Regions from separate parts of the Mus musculus genome. Here region 2 is linked to region 1. Evidence: chromatin loops called from intact Hi-C (ENCODE). Cell type or tissue: gastrocnemius. All regions are shown on one strand. Links, peaks and the distances in the headings refer to the core of each region. The heading gives the core; the rest is flanking DNA. Region 1 overlaps Arsg (arylsulfatase G). Region 2 holds the start of Slc16a6 (solute carrier family 16 (monocarboxylic acid transporters), member 6).

Region 1 (8,326 bases), core at 327-8,326:
GCACTCTTTTAAGGGGTCAGCCAAGGATTCCCAGGAGTTCATCGGAAAGTTTCGAGGCTTGTCCTCTGTGGCAGTCTTCCTCGTAGGACTTCACCTGTCAGTTTCCATCATTCGTGGTGACCTTAAACTCTTAAGCCACCTCAGCTCTCCTCAGGAAGTGTGCCTGTTCCACACTGCCTGTTGCAGGGAGGGGAAACCCCGGACAGTGTGGTTTTCTTTGCAGGGTCAAGTCCCTTCCAGTCTTTGCCTGTCTTGATTATTCCACTAGAGTGCTTTTTATTGATTTGCTGCAATAGATTTCCTAGAATTCATTTTGCTAGAGGATGGTAGTTCAAAGGACACTACTCAACTCTTTCCTTAAGTGAAACTTATCATCGCGGTGTACGATGTATATTTGCATGAGTGTGTATGGTGTATCTTTGCAGGGATGTGTGTATTGTGGTGTTCATGTAGAAGCCAGTGGACAACTTTGTAACTATTAGTTGTGTGGGGCTTGACTCTGTTTTTATGGCCCATGTGGCAAGTATGTCTATGTGCCTTGTGTTTTTAATCTTTTTAATTCTTTTTTAAGATGAAGTTTCATGTACCCCAGGAGAGCCTCAATTTTGTAGCCAAGGCTTGCCTTGAACTCCTTATCTCTCTGTCTCTACTTTTGGATTCCAGGCATGCTCCACTATGCCCCAGCTTGGATAACATATATTTAAAGGCAGGTTCATTATGTAGCTCCGAGCTGGCCTCGAACTCACAGATCTCTCTGCCTCTGGCTCCCACATGCTGAGATTAAAGTATCTCCAAACTTGATAGATCACTTAGCTTTTATGAGTGTCACCCCCAACTTTTTCTTGGTTGACTGTCGACACTTGTGTCACTTCAAGGGCTCCTTGCTGCTGCAGGAGTCAAATTTTTGTCAACTCTAGACAATGATAGAATCCCTTATCCCTGTTGCACCCGAGTGTCTGCCAGGGGAGGAAACCCCCGCTGGAGGCTTTGATCTGCAGAGGGCTATGGGACACTCTCATTCTTCTCGGGAGTTCCAGTTTCATTTCCATCCATATTGAACAAGAAAGCTGTGTCCCTGGTGTGCTTTTAGATTTGTCTTTGCTGGGTTGAGCTGTGGCCTTGTTCTGTCATCTTGTAGTGAGGCGACACCACAGCTGGACCCCTCTAATTGGTTGGTTTGTCTGTTGTGAGAATGTCCTCAGACTGGACAAGGCTGTACACACCTGTCATCTTAGCACCTGAGAGGCTGAGGCAGGAGGATCAAGAGCTTGAGGGCAGCCTAGGATCTATAGCAAAGCCCTTATACCCAAATGAGGGCATAAGCCCATGATAGAGGTTTCTCTGTAGGAAGTGGCACTGCAAAGATTTCTCAGATGTCTGTTCAGGGAAAGAACCCTCCTTCTCCCAAGCAATTGATGTTCCTAGCTTACTAATGTTTTACTACCAAGATGCCCAGAAGCAAACAGCTATTCAATTCCATAGATTTCTGTTAGGCATTCTAGCTACTTTTTGTATAGAAAAAAAGGTAGGGGGAAGTCATTGAATTCATTAGGATACAGTGCTGGGTGCTGGAGAGATGGCTTATCAGTTAAGAGGTCTTGCTGTTCTTCCAGAGGACCTAGGTTGGGTTTCCAGCACCCATACGGTGACTCACAACCATCTGCAACTCCAGTTCCACGGGATTAGATGCCCTCTTCTGCCTCCGTTTGCACTGCATGCACAAGGCATTTACACTTGGGCAAAACATCAGTACACATAAAAACAAGTAAATATTGTCTTCCAAAGTGAGAAAGGCTCCAGATGCCTTCGGCTGTCCTCTTTTGGACTGCCATAATAGCCAGATTCTCAATCTCTGTGACAGCATCATCTTCAGGGAAAATTATCCTTCTTGACATCCACCAAGTTCAACGGTTGCTATTGGAGACATCGGTATTCAAAATATCAGACTCGAGGGCTATTACAAAGCAAACAAACAACTACCAAACGAAACCAAAACAACAACAACAACAACAACAACAACATTTGCTCTCAAAGGCCAGAGACACATATTTGAATGGATGTTCACTAGTTCTGAAGGCAAGTCCAAGGGGCCAGATCTGATCCCCCTGGACAGACGATCATCACTAGAAAGACAGACTATAATATCGAGGGCATTTATTTGGTGGGGAGAGCAGTCCTTTGAATTCCTAGGCTTGGTTCCTTTAATGTGTCATCGACCACAGATGTCCGTCCTCTTCTGCAGCTCAGGGTGGAGGCTGGGTTTCACATTGTCGGTCATCCTTCCCGTAGGTGGAGCCAAAGCTTGTGATGGGAGCGTGGGTCCTGAGCAGCACCACGTGGCCCCTCTCATTTTCAACCTAGAAGATGCTGCTGATGAAGGGATGCCTCTACAGAAGGGGAGCCCCGAGTACCAGGAGGTGCTGCAGCAGGTCACCAGGGCTCTCGCAGATGTCCTCCAAGACATCGCTGATGACAACAGCTCCCGAGCAGACTACACTCAGGATCCTTCAGTGATTCCTTGCTGTAACCCCTATCAAACTACCTGCCGTTGCCAACCGGTCTGAGGGCTCATTGTTCCCCCCATGAGAAACACTACCTGAAAACTGTAGACAGGTGGGTTTACTTCCAAACTTGGGTGTGGTCATGGATGTCTGCTTTAGAAAGGAAGCTGCAGCATTTGGTTAGAAAGCAACGGCGTTACCTCTGTGTGTGTGGACTGTCTCCTCTGCATGCAGACTTGAGAAGCCCTGAGTGCTGGTACAGTGGACACGGCATGGTTAAGCACTAGCGAGTAATGGGGTCAGGTCTGAGCCCTGGGTTTAAAGCTCAGGCAATGCCTTAAACCTCAATTGCAAGTTGAAGGTTAAAGTAACCCACGAAACTGTGTGTAACCCACGAACTGACACCAGGCAGATTCTCGATCGGTATTTTAGTTTCTATCTCGTGTCCCCAGTTTCAGGGGCCATTTTGGCACAGACTCGTCTGGTTTGCTGGTGGGTAGGGGTCCGGGAGCCTACACTGTTGCCTTTGAGATGACTTGAGCAAGCTAAACCAAAGTGAGGTTTTCCCAGGCCTTGGACCCTTCTCTCCTGTAAATGTCAAGTGGATGTATTATAAAGATGTAAGCATTCAGGGCTGAAGTGGTGGCCCGTTGGTTAAGAGCTTGGCCCACTTGCTCAGTTCCCAGCACCTACATGGTAGCATAAACTGTCTGCAACTCTAGCTCTAGGGGAACCTTGTCCTCTTCTCTGGCCTCTGAGAATGCCAGACACACACGTGGTGTATATACATGTAGGTAAAACACTCATATATTAAAACATACTCTTTTCAAAAAAATTGGGATTTCTTCCCAGCCCCTAAAACTTCTAAGAAACAAAATAAAAATGTAAACAACTCACAAATGCATTGCCATGATTTTATTTAATTAGTGTCCTGAATGCGACTTCAAGGTAATAAATGATTTATTCCAATCACTGCAAAAATACTTTGCCTGGCTAAAATAGTTTCTCTCTATATTTGTAATATACACGAAACACAATTCTAAGAGATTTCCCACTAAGTACATTTTTTTTGTTTTTGTTTTTTTTTTTGTTTTTTTACACAGCATACATTTGACAAGGATGCCCTTTTTAATATAAAATTCTGGTTACATACCAATATGGTTAGTTAGCATTTACACTGTGGTTTGAAGGTCTTTTAGACTGCATGGTGTGACTCCAGCATTCCCCTTGCCCACTGGCAGTCAAGGCTGAGGGGCTTGGGTCGGGGGGCTAACTGCGGTCTATGGCTCAAGCAGGGAGGCACCCGGGACTCCTGCCTCCCTCCCTCCCCTCTGCCCACAGCATTGACTGCAGTGAGGCACCCAGGACTCCTGCCTCCCTCCCTCCCCTCTGCCCACAGCATTGACTGTATTCCGTTTCTTCCACTTTCCTCGTTCTCTCCAAAACCACCTGACAGGGGAGTGTCCTGACTTCTGAGGTAGGCTTCTTGTCAGGACTGCTTCGTTTTGCCCTTCTGACTTCCACGGCACAAGATTATCTACCAAAATCAAAACAGAATATGGCCTTACTCTTGGGAGAGGCTTCATGGAGGCGGGCTGGGCTGCCCAGGGGTCTGCGCTAGGTGGGTCAGCAGGGGAGGCTGGACCTTTGGGACTTTTATATATGACCACAGACCGACCCTTACTCATGACCGTGGGAAAATCCACCCATCTCATGAAGATGTAGATAACTGTAGCACAGATTCCAACAATACTGTTTACAAACTGGGTGTGTGCACATGTGTGCTTGTGTGCACATGTGCAGTTTTTAGAAAAGGCTCATCTTATGTGTAAACACTGACTGCTAAACGACTCTAAAGAGAACACAGAAAGCCAGCCTATGTTCTTGGTGGGGGTCGACCGTTCTCTTGCTCACAATGTTAACATTAGTGTCACAGAATACACAGGTTACAGGCTGGCTCACTACAGAAGCAGGAGCTGCTGGCCCTCCTTAAAGCCTCTTGCCAGGGATAATGAGCTTGCTTTTCTCTTGCTGGTTTTGAGGTGAAGTCAATCCCAGAGAGGAGAGTGGTGTTATGAGGGCAAAGGCAGTCTACTTGATAGAGAAAACGAGTGATGACTACAGGGCTTAAGGCAGAGCCCAGAGGCCCAGAGGCCGACTCCACCAGTGAGCCTGAGGTTCCTATCTGACAGGGAAGTGATTTTGGCTAAGCTGAGGCTCTCAAGATCCTTTTGTAGTCTTACAGGCTTTTTAAAGAATTGTGAATGAAGATATGGTTCCTGGGGAAATATTTGCAAGAGGCGTAGCATACACTTCAGAATAAAGACAAAAGGGGTTTTCCTAGCAAACCCAGCTGAACCCTTAAGCTACAGAGACATGGCTGAGATGGCTGCACTGGACAGCAGCCAGCATCACTCTCACTTCTGGTCCTTGTGCCTGGAGATGGAGAAGCCTGCCTGCTGCTGACCCAGGACCTCAGTTTGAACATCGGCTCCTTTCTCCATCTACCTGCAGGCTGTGGACAGGCTGGGCCTGGCAGCCACCATAACACCTAGCACCTGTAGCATCCACAGGCTACCCCACCTTGGCTGGACTCTAACCACTCTAGGAACTTGTCCAGTGACAAACACTTAGCTGGCAGGGAGAATTTCTTGTGCATAAACTAGTTTTGGTTTGTGGGTTTTTTTTTTTTTTTTTTTGAAGCTGAGGCTGGAACCAGTGCCCGTTGCCTACTGAGATAGCCACATCTCTAGCCCAGACAAAAATTCTAAATGCAGCTCAAGTGAACTTTCACAAATTTGCTCCTAAAGAGAGAGAGAGAGAGAGAGAGAGAGAGAGAGAACAGCTGGTTTGTACCCAGCTTTCTGGCAGTGTCTAGGTGAGTGTGCCTCAAGGCACATTTAAATGTTAGTAGTTGTGGATGTGTGTGCATGTGGGGTGGGGGGGCGGGTGGGCAGGCTCTGCGCATGGAACTCAGAGCCTCTTACATGCTAGGCAAACACACCGTCATTAATCCATACCCATCAACATTAGTTCTTAAGCCTCCCCGAGTCTCCTCCCCTTGAGGAAAATGGCTCATTTGGGGTTATTATTTTATTTGCTTTATATGTTAGTTTTCTCTAACATGGGGCTACCTCCTACCTGCCAATGTTCAGACTACTCTAATTCTGTAAATAAGGAGGTTGCAAGGTCTGTTCTGACTACACTGAAGACCCCAACTGAGTTTGTGATGTATCAATCTTCTACAACAGCCAAAGGATTTTACCAAAATTGCTAAAACAGAACCGAGTGAACATCTGACTGTGACCGTCCCAGGATAGGACGCTCTGGTCATATCTGTCCCCACGGTCTGACCGAGAGTGCCCAGGCTCCTGGAAGATGTAGTGGCAGTTAAATAGCTAAATAGCCAACTTTCAGAAGACAGACAAACTCCCTAGAGTTCTAGGAAGCATCATGGGAGCCCAAAGGCAACTGTTAGGCAGGGGGCCAACGGCTGTCTTAAAACGTATAATTAGTTGTTTTTGCTTTTTTTAAAGAACTCCTCCTTTCCACCATTAGTATACAACTGTCACTTGCTTGCAATGTATTTGGCAACTTGCCTAGGAAAGCCCAAAAATGTTCATTTCAAACTGTAATCTACGAAGCCAGTATGGAAGTCATGAACGCCTCCTGTTCCCACAAAAAGGAGCCTCACCCATCTCAGTGCCACGCCTGTCTATTCCACAGGTCCCGACCTGGCATTGTGCCCATCTGAAATGATCTCAAGTGGGATTTTTTTTTTTTTTTTGAGACAAGGCCTTATATATATAATTCAGGCTGGCCTTGAACTCACTATGTAGTTCAGATGACCCTTGCTTCCAAGTACTGGAATTCCAGGTGTGAACCACTATGCTCAATTGTAAGTGCTGCTGGGAACCGAAGCTAGGGCTTCGTATGCGCTAGCTAGGCAAGCATTCTACCAACTGGGCCACATCCCTTGCCACTGGGATGTTTCCTGACGGAGATACACAGGAGGCGCATACACTGCTACACTGTAGATGTGGATGGGAGCTAAGGAGGCCCTGACAGTCTCCAGCTCCTGCCACCCACCCTGGCTTTATCCATGCGGTTTCCTGGTGGGCAGCTGCAGCTGCTGGGGAGGCTCAAGAGTTCGGTACCAGAGCTGCAGGTGGGTTGCAAGTCAGTTCCTGCAGCCAGCCCAGAGTCCCAGACAAGACCCAGCCCCAGTAACTCATCCTAACAAGTAACAGGCAGCATTCTACAAAAGCAATCTTAGGCGCTTTGGGAAACCAGACACAGGCAGAAACTCTGACCTCACAGGGAACTAAGGTAGTGTATGTATAGAGACAGAGGCAAGGAGTCTAGGTCTCTGAGCCATCCACACTCCCCAGGTTAGTATTTGGTTACGGCAACGCTGACAGGCCTGAAGCACCACACCGATAGGCTAGCCTGCAGGATCTGAAACCACAAAGTGGGTGCCCCGGGGGGGTGGGGGGGCTCTGGTTGTAAAGCAGATTAGCAGTTAGGAGTTAGAGCGCGGGGCAGACACTTGGCCTCTTCTGGGAGGCAAGGCTTCCTTCCAGGCATACAGATGGAGTAACTCTGTTAAGGGTTCCGAATGCTCACAGGGGGAAACTCATTCTCGTCGTCTAGACACACTGGTCCCGTCGCAAACTCGTGTTCCGGAATAACTTCCCCTCGGAGCGCCCCGCCGTCCTCAGAGTATCCTGGAGGTGGGAGTGAGAAATGAATCAGGAAGCCCTCCATGACAGGTGCTGGAAGGGCAAGACCTGAGAGCATGGGAGAATGGCTGCACCTTTGCCTCCCAGATAGAAGCGAGTCTAAATTCCCCCAATCCAAGCCCCCGAGCCCTGAGAGACAGACGGGTCTCAGCCACCTCCTGTCAGAATGCTTCAATAAGTTAAAGAGTCGTTGGCTATTTGTTTATTTCGTGCCTTTAGTTCCAGCACAGGGAGGAGAGGCAGGTGGATCTTTGTGAGTTTGAGGCCAACCTGGTCTACACAGTGAGACCCTGTGAACAGGCAGGCAGGCAGGCAGGCAGGCAGGCAGGATGGATGGATGGATGGATTTGGGCTATATCCTCCTGTATTGGGCCTGGAGGTTGAGGGCTCACCAAAGCTCACCTGGCACCGTGGAGGCTGCAGACGTGCTGGGCCTTGCTACAGTTGCAGCATAAGATGGAGGTAAGGAAGGTCTGAGGTCATTTTCTTTGTTCTCTTCTGTTGTTCCTGAGCTAAGCAAGCTACATGCAGCAATTAGGGAGAGGAAGAAGAGAAGAATTCAGGACATCCCCAGAACACCTTCATGGGAGAAGATGGAGGAGGCTCACGCTCTGCTGTTTGAGAGTAAATTACAGACCCACCAGTACACTATATGATCAGCATGTACCCAAGTGGGTCAGCCAGACACCTTCAACACTGCTTACAGCCCTCTGCTCCTCTGGTATATTGAGGCAAGAAGGCTAAGACACGCTAATGAGGTCATGTTAATGACATGCTAATAAGGTCATGCTAACGACATGCTAATGAGGCCATGATATGGTACATACTTCACATAATTTTAGAGGCTTTTAAATCGGATTCTGTGAACTCTTTCTGACTAACCACTGTGCTCGTAAGGGCTGTGCTAGGCAGCCAGACTGAGCAGGGGGACATCCCACTTGGGGTATTATGCCATCTGCCTAGGTGCTGTCCTAAAGGAAACATTGGAACTAAACAAAAACCTGCTGGGGGCATGGCACAGGGACTTCGAGGAGGTAGCAACAGCAGCAAGAACATTGGAGCAGAGACAGCGCTGCACACCTG
Region 2 (8,326 bases), core at 144-8,143, 100 kb before region 1:
GGGAAGTCTATTTTTTTTTTTCAAAGCACGTTTGCTTTTTTGGTGACAGTCTCACACAGCTACTATGGAGTAGAGGATGACTTTAAACTTCTGACCCTACTGCTTCTCTAAGCTCTCCCAAGTGCTGAGATTGTAGGCACTGGTCACCACACATGGCTTGCATGATACTAAGGACCCAGGGCTCCGTGCATGTGAGGCAGGTACTCTAGCAACATCCCCAGCCTGGCAAAGCACTCTGCAAAAAACTTTTTAAAAAAGTTTACATTAACTTATTTATTTACATTTCTGTCTCAGGGCAAGTGGAATGCATTCATGCCACAATGCTCACGTGTCTGTTAGAGACCAACCTGTGGGACTTGGTTCCCTCCTTTCATCAGGTGGGTTTTACCTGCCCAGTTGCCTCCCATCCCCGAACTACTCTTGACCTTGGACAGAGGGACTGTTCAGCCACACAACTCTGTGACTTGAGGTAGTCACTTCCCATCTCTGAGCTGGCACTCCTCTTTAGAAGGGACTGGGGAATCTTTGTTGTTCTTTATTGAGACGCCATCTTTCTATGGAGACCTGGCCATCCTGGAACTTGATGTAAACGTAGACCAGGCTGGCCTTGAACTTGTAGCCATCTGCCTGGCCTGCCTCAACCTCCCAGGTGCTGGGATTAAAGGCACTTAGCTAGCGGAGACTGGAGAATCTCGAAGGCATCCTCCAGCTTTAACAGATGATAGTTTTGACTTTAGCATTTAACTCTATTCATCAGCTGATATGACTGCAGGCTGAACCTAGTGGGTGGCCCAAGGAAACCGGGCTAAGAGGCAAAGTGCTAGCTCTGGAAGGGTCTTGAGGGGGTGGGTGTGACGCAGCTGGACGTTAGATTTGGGCAGAAGACACTGAACTGCTCCTATTTATTTCCTGAGCCCCTTTTGGGCGATAGTTTGCTCACTTATGCTTTATGTCTGCGCCTCTCTGTTCTGGCTACAACCAAATACAGCTTTCACTACATTCATGATACATACAAATCTGCAGCAACCCTCTTGTCTGGGATTAAAGGCACTAGCCAGCCACGCCCAACCAACAGAGGATGAAGGGAAACAAACCTTTCTACCTTCTTATTGGGATCATCATAAAGGGAAGATGGCCTCGCCAAGCCAACTCTAACATTTATTCCAGTTACAAGCCTGGAACATCCTTCATCCTACCATGGGTGGCTTTGAGATAAGACCACAGTATGGCACAATAACAGAGTACAAGCCTTCCTGGAAGATAATATTGGCATGTTATAGCTAAGATCGCGCGTAAGAGCTTGGGCATGGTAGCGTGCTACCCAACATGCCTGTAGGCATAAGGATCAGAAATTCATTCAAGGCCACCCATGGCTATAAGCAAGTTTGAGCCAGTTTGGGCTGCATGAGACCCTATTTCAACCCTCCTCCCTGAGTGGAAAAGACTGTATGAGGCGGGCTACCTACAGGGCAATCAGATACTCTTCCCAGACTCAGTGCCTGCATAGCATTTTGTGTATCACAGACGCTTGCTCAAAGTTTACTGAACAATCCGGGCATTGTGGTCAACTCAGAGGACCGAGGCAGGAGGATTGCTAGGTTTTGGTTACACATCTAGACTTTGTCTAAGAGAGAGAGAGAGAGAGAGAGAGAGAGAGAGAGAGAGAGAGAGAGAGAGAGAGAGAGAGAGAGAGAGAAAGAGAGAGAGAGAAAGCAAGCAAAGCTAAAGTCCAGCCTGGACTACAGTCCTGTCTACCTTCTCCTCCACCTCAAAAAACAAAACACCAAAAACAAAATACAAAAACAATCAAAGGAAATAAACACTAACAAGCAACAGAAACAAAACTAGTCCTCTTCAAAGTTTACTAAACAAAATAAGAGACTTGGGGGTGCCCCCAAAACAACACACAGCTCATGCCTTTTAAAACGAGGAAGTGTCTGGCTGCAGAATAAGCAGTTTGCTTAGCTCTTCCTCCTGCCATTTAACCAACAGGCCACTGGGCTCTACGAACCGTCACACTGTGCACACTGTGCACAAAGCAACCGAGGCCCAACCTTTCAACTTGACGACTCAAAGGCCTCCACAAATTACAGACTGCGAAAACTACCAGTCCGTTTGGTTTTGTATCTGATGGGAAACACCTTGTGGGGCTTTAAATGGCAGAGCTGGTTAAACAACCTGATTGGTCTCCGGCCACGGCTTCTCTTCTTGATGTTCAGTGTTCCCAACACGTAGATTCTGAATCTAACTAGGTTCTGAGTCCAAAGCTTGTCCCCTAAGAAGAGGCAATCCCAAGGGATGGCCTTTGACCCCGACTGACTCTGAGTTACCACCTACAGATTAGCCCAGTGTGGGTTTATCTTCTGGAAACCCTTTGGGCAGTGGTTCCGGACTAGCAGAAATCTCCTGATGGCTAAATTGCATCTGTGAAGGCGATTTCTAGGTTTTTCCCCATTAGATAGTTCTGTTATTCTGAGTAAGCGCCTGCTGGCTTTTCACCCAAGACCCCCCAATGTCCTTCTGATGGAAAAAAAAAAGGCTGGACAGTTTAGTGTATTTCCTAGTAGCTTTTGGTTACCCTTATGTCTCTGTCAAAAAAGAAAAAGGAGAGAATATAAAACAAAACAAACTGGAGTGAAGTTCTTTGCTTATAGACCTATAGACAGCTACACTCAGGAAGCCAAGACAGGAAGTGGGCTATGTGTTGAAGCAGGCTTCTTTACGCAGTAAGTCTCAAGCCAGTTTGGGCTACAGGATAATAAGCCTGTTTCCCTGAGAGGGTGAAGGAAGCAGGCCTTAAATGGGTGTCCTACAGGACTTGGAGATTTATAATTACCTGGGACATTCACTGTGATTTAATTTGTTGTAAGGATTTGGCAAAAAGACATAAAGATACTGGATTATCATACAGTCTCTGGGGTTAGTCTAGGGTCAGTTCTGGGCGAAGTTCAAAAGACAAGCTTAGAAGGCAATGAGCTGGCGGCTGCTGGTGTCAGCAGAACAGAGGCACTTCGAAGCTCCTTCAAGATGTAGACCGGAGTATACAGCTTCTGACAAGTTGTCTCTAGCCTCAGTTGTCTGGACCAGTCTGCATGTGTGTGTGGGAAGTTCGTTTGAATTCTCTCTATAAAAAACAAAACTTCCCCAACTCTAACCTGCTAAACGGCCTCAGCCACGTTTGAATGAATCACTGGCTACAAGCTATTCACCCGGTTTGCAAGACCATCGAGTTGAAACCCAAGCCCCTAATTTAAGTGTCTTCCTCTGGAGTTCCACTGAGGAAAAGTCCTGTTTCTGGAAACCGCAGAAGGAAAACTCAGGGCCAGTGGTACTCATTAAGACCAGTTTTCCACTTGACTGCATTGTTTATTTACATACTGTCAGTTTCTATCTTTGACGGTGCCGGGTGCCGCTGGTCCCTTAATTACCAGGAAAGGTGTTTCACCACTGTATTCTCCCCAACCCCCGAGCCACCTAACAGTGCTTGGCACACGGGAAGACCTTAGTATAGGAACTGGCACTTTCTTGTAGCTAGACACTCATCAGAATGGTTTGTAAAAAAAACAAAACAAAACAAACAAACAAACAAACAAACAAAAAAAACCAGTCAGATCACCAGAGGCTGAAATCTCAATCCTAAGGTAGAAATCCCCTTCCCGTCAAAAGCAGCCAGCACAGTGCCTAGCTGTACAAACCACCAGCTTCCAGGTTAAGGAGTTGTAATGGGTTCCTCAATTCCTACGATCTTCCCCCCTACCCTGTTGTTCGATGACATTTTTACACGCCATCTAACAAACTTCTATCACTTGTCTGCTGCGGTGCAGGGATTGAGAACAACCCAGAAGGAAATTAACCTATTTCCTCTTTAAAATCATTCTCCCCCCACGCCTGGAGCCGTTCAGCTGCACGACACTTTGCTGCCGCTGGTAGCCCGGCGGACCTTGGAAGTTGTGCGGGACCGACCAGCAGGCAGCAAGCGGGTGACAGTGCAGCCCGGCAAGGTGTGGGACCCACGCTCCGAAGGGAAATCTGTCTCTCTCCGGGACCGCCCTGGGGAGGGGGGTAACAGGGATGGAGACCCGAAGTTCCACTTTTCCCTCGTGCTGCCTCAGTGGCCGCCTTGGGTGCGCGCGCGAGCCCGGGGAAGGAAGGTACCTCTCTGACATTTCGCTCTGCTGACGCGCCGGCAACTTCATGAGGAAAATCCAGAGAGGGTCTGAGACGGTCGCCGGACTCGCCTCACAGCCTGGCTCCTTTCACCCCGGGTTGGGGACGATCAAAGGCCAGGGCACCCTTTAAGGTATTTCCTGGAACCCATCTATACTTAGGGTCATGGACATTCAACTCTCAGTTGCCCACAACTGCCCGAGCGCGTCATCCCAGTGGCTCCGAACACTCCCAACTGTCAGAATATTTTTCGGATTAACCTCTTTAAAATGTTAAAAGCTTTCCTCCTCCCCGCCCTTAAAAAAAAAAAAAAGGCCCCAACACATATTAAAAAACAAACAAACAAACACCCATACCCCACAATCAAACTTTTAAGCGTGTAAAATAATAAAACCAACTCACCAAGTTAGAAGGGAAGAGAATAAACCCCAAAAGGCACCCAATAAGGCGGAGGCTGGGCCTCCGGAGCCTTCTTATAAACCGCTCCGTAACATGAGAAAAAGGTTTAACCCCTTAGGGCGTGGGCCAGAGTCTCTATCAAGTTGGCTCCGGGCGGGGAGCCTGGAGTACCCTGGCCCCCAACCCACGCCAGCCTCGGCCACCCGAGCCACACCCTCCCCCCGCCCCCCAACCCTGTCGCCTCCTCCCGGGCCGTGCGTGCCGCCGCCCGCGCCCCGGCCCCGCTTCTCTCTGCCTATCTCTTATCCTATACCGGCTGCAGCCGGTCTCCGCCGGCCTCGGGGGCGCGCCGCCGACCATGTGCTGGGAGCGCCGAGCGCCTGCAAGGAGGGGGCCGGCCTGGTGCGCGCGCGCGGGCCCACGTGGATCGGGGCCGCGCAAGGCACGCGCCCCGCCTGCCGGCTGCCGGGGCTGGGGGTCACGGAAGGTAACCGCGCTGTCATCGCGGGTCGCCCATCCCCGCCGACGCCTCTGGGGTCCTTGGCCCGACGCCCTCATCCCCTCATCCGCGCGTGCCCGTGTGATCCCGGCCCGATCGGACCCCGGCACTTAGCTGCAGTGCGAGCGGGAGCGCGATCGAGCCCGGGGCGACCGAGTGCGCCCCTGCACCCCCTCTCCGAGCGCAGCTCCCGGGTCCGCCCGCGCCCTGAGGATTTGGGGAGCCAGTGAGGAGGCTGGGGAGGGGGGGTTGGGAGGGCAGGGGAGGCGCGCGTTTGGGCTGGTCCCGCGCGTCCCTGGTCCCGGACTGAACAGGTTCCTTCCAGTTTGGGTGTGAGCGGAGCACGCGCGGGATCCCGAGTTCCTCCTCTAGAGACCACTTCCCCCCCAAATTTCGTCAACTCGCGCGCCCCGCCAGTTCCCCTTCCGGGCATGCGGGGGGAAGTGCCGCAATGGGCCCTAAGGAGCCCGCGGCTGGGTTGCTGCCGGTGCACTGTCGTGTTCCCCCGCCTCCCCTCCCCGTGCTGCCTTGTTTGCAGCCGCAGCAGCCACCAGCCGCCAGCATCCGCGCTGCGCGAAAGAGATGGGAGAAGCCTGGCTGAGTCAGCATCTCCGCTTCTCCGTGCGCGCGCACCCGCCTAGGCGGGAGGCGGCGTGAGCACAGGTGCACGGCAGCCTTAACCCCCCCCCCCCCCAGGAGGCTTCTGGGGGGATCGAGACCCCCAAACCTCCAAGCCCCCTGATCCCAAAGGTCACTATGAACTAAATGGATGCTTCCGGAGAAGCCCGAGTTATTCCTGAGGACAGCGCGTGTCTGAGGATTAGGGACTGTTCAGAGCCAGAGGGGGCGCAAAGTTGGTTTCCTGGACTCCATCTCACACCTCTGGAGAAAAACTGGGTACTGCCTCACAGCAAAAGCCCTGTTCCTCTGCATTCCCCCCCCTTCCCCCCTCAGACTTAGGCAACCCACGTCGGTTGATTGTGGCTCAGAGATTGTCTTTCTGATGTTAGAAACTGCAGAGAACCTACTTTGGGAGTGTGCCTGAAGGGTCGCCACCCACCGGGAGGAGCACCGGTTCAAAATTTTAATAAAAACCTTTCCTTGCTCTGTCATTTCCCCCAGGATTTGGGAATGCAGTCACCCAGTGCTGTCAATAGGCTCTGGTGTGGCTAAGTGAGGAGGCAGGTGTATTGGTGCAGAGTGTGTTACTCTGGTCACTGTAGTCCAGCCAGGCTACCACTGAATAATAACTGGCAAATTTGTGGGAATAATTAAACCTTTACCCCATCCCAGACAGGTGTAGTCCACGCTGGCTTCAAACTTATATTTGACCCCCCCCCCCCCAAATCCTGGTTTGTTTGTTTTTAAAAAACACGATCTCACTAGCCAAGCCAAGACTAACCTAAAACTGAAGATCCTCCTGTCTCGGCCTCCAAAGTGATGGGATCGCAGGGTTCTTTTTTCTTTTTCTTTTGGTTTTTTCAAGACAGCTTTGAAACCAGGCTGGCCTCTGCCTCCCGAGTGCTGGGATTAAAGGCGTGCACCACCACCGCCTGTCGCAGGCTTCTTTTTCTTAACCAAGGTCTGTCTGTAACTGGTCTGCACCGCCTAGCTTCAACCCGTCCACCAGCCTCATCCTGCACTGTAGCTGTGACTACAGGCACAATACGCTCTGCCTGGCTGGAAATGGCACGATTTTAAGACACGTTTTAAAGATGGAGCTCAGCTGATCTTGGGCTTGCAATCTTTCTGACTGTGCCTCCCAAGCACTGAAAACGCTGGCATGTGCCGTGATGCCTACCTCTTGAGTTTTCTCAACCTCTGAGTTTAAAACTTAGATAGTGCCCAAAGTCCTAGACATCAATGAATGAATGACTGGATAAAACCAGGCTGTGGAGGGCAGTAACAGCAGCCAGGTAGAATTAATTATTAATAATGTATTACTTCACGGGGACAGTGGTGGTGCACGCCTTTGATCCCAGCACTTGGAGGCAGAGGCAGGCGGATTTCTGAGTTCAAGGACAGCCTGGTCTACAAAGTGAGTTCCAGGACAGCAAGGGCTACACAGAGAAAGACTGTCTTGAAAAAAAAAAAAGTGTATTATTGCTATTTTATTATAACTCATTGTTTTACATCTGTGTTGGTTCCGATACTGAATTAAGTAGCACCCATGTGATTTGATGTGTTGGTTTTGTTTTGTTTTTCCAGATAGGGTTTCTCTGTGTTCCAGGATAGCCACCAGGCAGCTCTCAAATTCAGACCTGCCAAAGGCATGGACCACTATGCCTGACTTATTTGGGTTTTTGAGATAAAATCTGATGAGGATGACCTTAAATTCCCGATCCTCGGAATTCACCTAAGTGCTGGAATTATAGGTCCGCTCCATCAGGTTTGGCTTGTCCTGGTGTGGTACAATGATTCCCCTTGTAGAGATGAGGCAGATTGACTTGGACCCCTGGTGTCTGGATAAGGAGAGGTGGCTGGAATCCAGCCTTGCTGGCCACAGGCTGATGACTTTTGCTGGTCAGAGCCGGGCCTCACCTTTTTCCCTTGAAGCCTAGTGATCCAGGGAAAAGATGAAAGCCCCTGTTTTTCTCCCTTCCTCAGTACTGCATTACCATGCTAATCAAAGCCCCCAGACAGAACTAACTTTGTTTAGTCCTAAATAAGAACAAAGAGACCTTTGCAGTCTGGAGTACAGGACCAGAAAAATCAGGAAATTAAGCTAAGGGCCGGGCTGTACGGTTGTCCTCTTCTGTAGGTCAGTGGGAATCTCTGTGTGGCGCAGGCAGAGTCCCCTCTTCCTCTGCAGCAGACAAGGCACTAAGTTTGTTGTGAGAGTCCCTCAGCATCTTCTTGGGGGTGTGGGGAAACAGCTTCTTCAGAGCTGCCCCAGGCGCTCTCTCTCTCTCTCTCTCTCTCTCTCTCTCTCTCTCTGTCTTTCTTTTCTAGCCCTTAGGGTCATTTGCATGAGAATAGATTCCTTTGTGCAAAGTTGGCCTGCCTGTTCCCTGTCCACACTTATAGTCTTTGGGTTGGGTTGCTAGGCAGATATGACCCTGGCTTGCAAATAAGCTCGTGGCTTTTACCAGCCTGTGAGAACTTCATCTTGGGAAGCAGTCTGAAAGAAGGCTCCCCTGGAGCTCAGAAGGAGGGTCCTGCAAGCCTGCTTTGGGCTGCTGGGTCTTCAGGATAGCCTCAGAAGAAGAGAGTATCTGAGAGGCTATTAGGGAAGGCCTCAGCCCCTCAGGGTTCCACCTC

The links. Peaks named below come from ENCODE experiments on the same cell type or tissue, not always from the same donor. Only the 100,000 strongest peaks of a DNase experiment are listed, where the experiment ranks them.
Region 2: a loop joins it to region 1, with 2.2 times the contacts of the local background. A loop is called at or near these places in 3 of 42 quality-filtered maps.

What each region holds. Positions count from the first base shown.
Region 1 is chr11:109,569,930-109,578,255 of GRCm38, forward strand. It overlaps Arsg (arylsulfatase G), which reads left to right. Exons shown (of 14, transcript NM_028710.3): 14 at 2,290-3,401. The coding sequence ends at 2,564. Wipi1 (WD repeat domain, phosphoinositide interacting 1) reads right to left here. Exons shown (of 13, transcript NM_145940.2): 11 at 7,646-7,764; 12 at 7,128-7,228; 13 at 3,592-4,038. The coding sequence ends at 3,991. Among named protein-coding and RNA genes, the nearest start is that of Gm39442, 4.3 kb to the right of the region's middle. In gastrocnemius, for the core only: no CTCF peak of the experiment used is centred there; DNase peaks (open chromatin) are centred at 4,927 and 6,200; H3K27ac peaks cover 997 bases.
Region 2 is chr11:109,468,369-109,476,694 of GRCm38, forward strand. Slc16a6 (solute carrier family 16 (monocarboxylic acid transporters), member 6) reads right to left here and starts at 5,230. Exons shown (of 6, transcript NM_001029842.2): 1 at 4,880-5,230. The coding sequence starts at 5,124. Arsg (arylsulfatase G) reads left to right here and starts at 5,006. Exons shown (of 14, transcript NM_028710.3): 1 at 5,006-5,053. In gastrocnemius, for the core only: no CTCF peak of the experiment used is centred there; DNase peaks (open chromatin) are centred at 4,079, 4,968, 5,575 and 7,542; H3K4me3 peaks cover 3,054 bases; H3K27ac peaks cover 2,416 bases.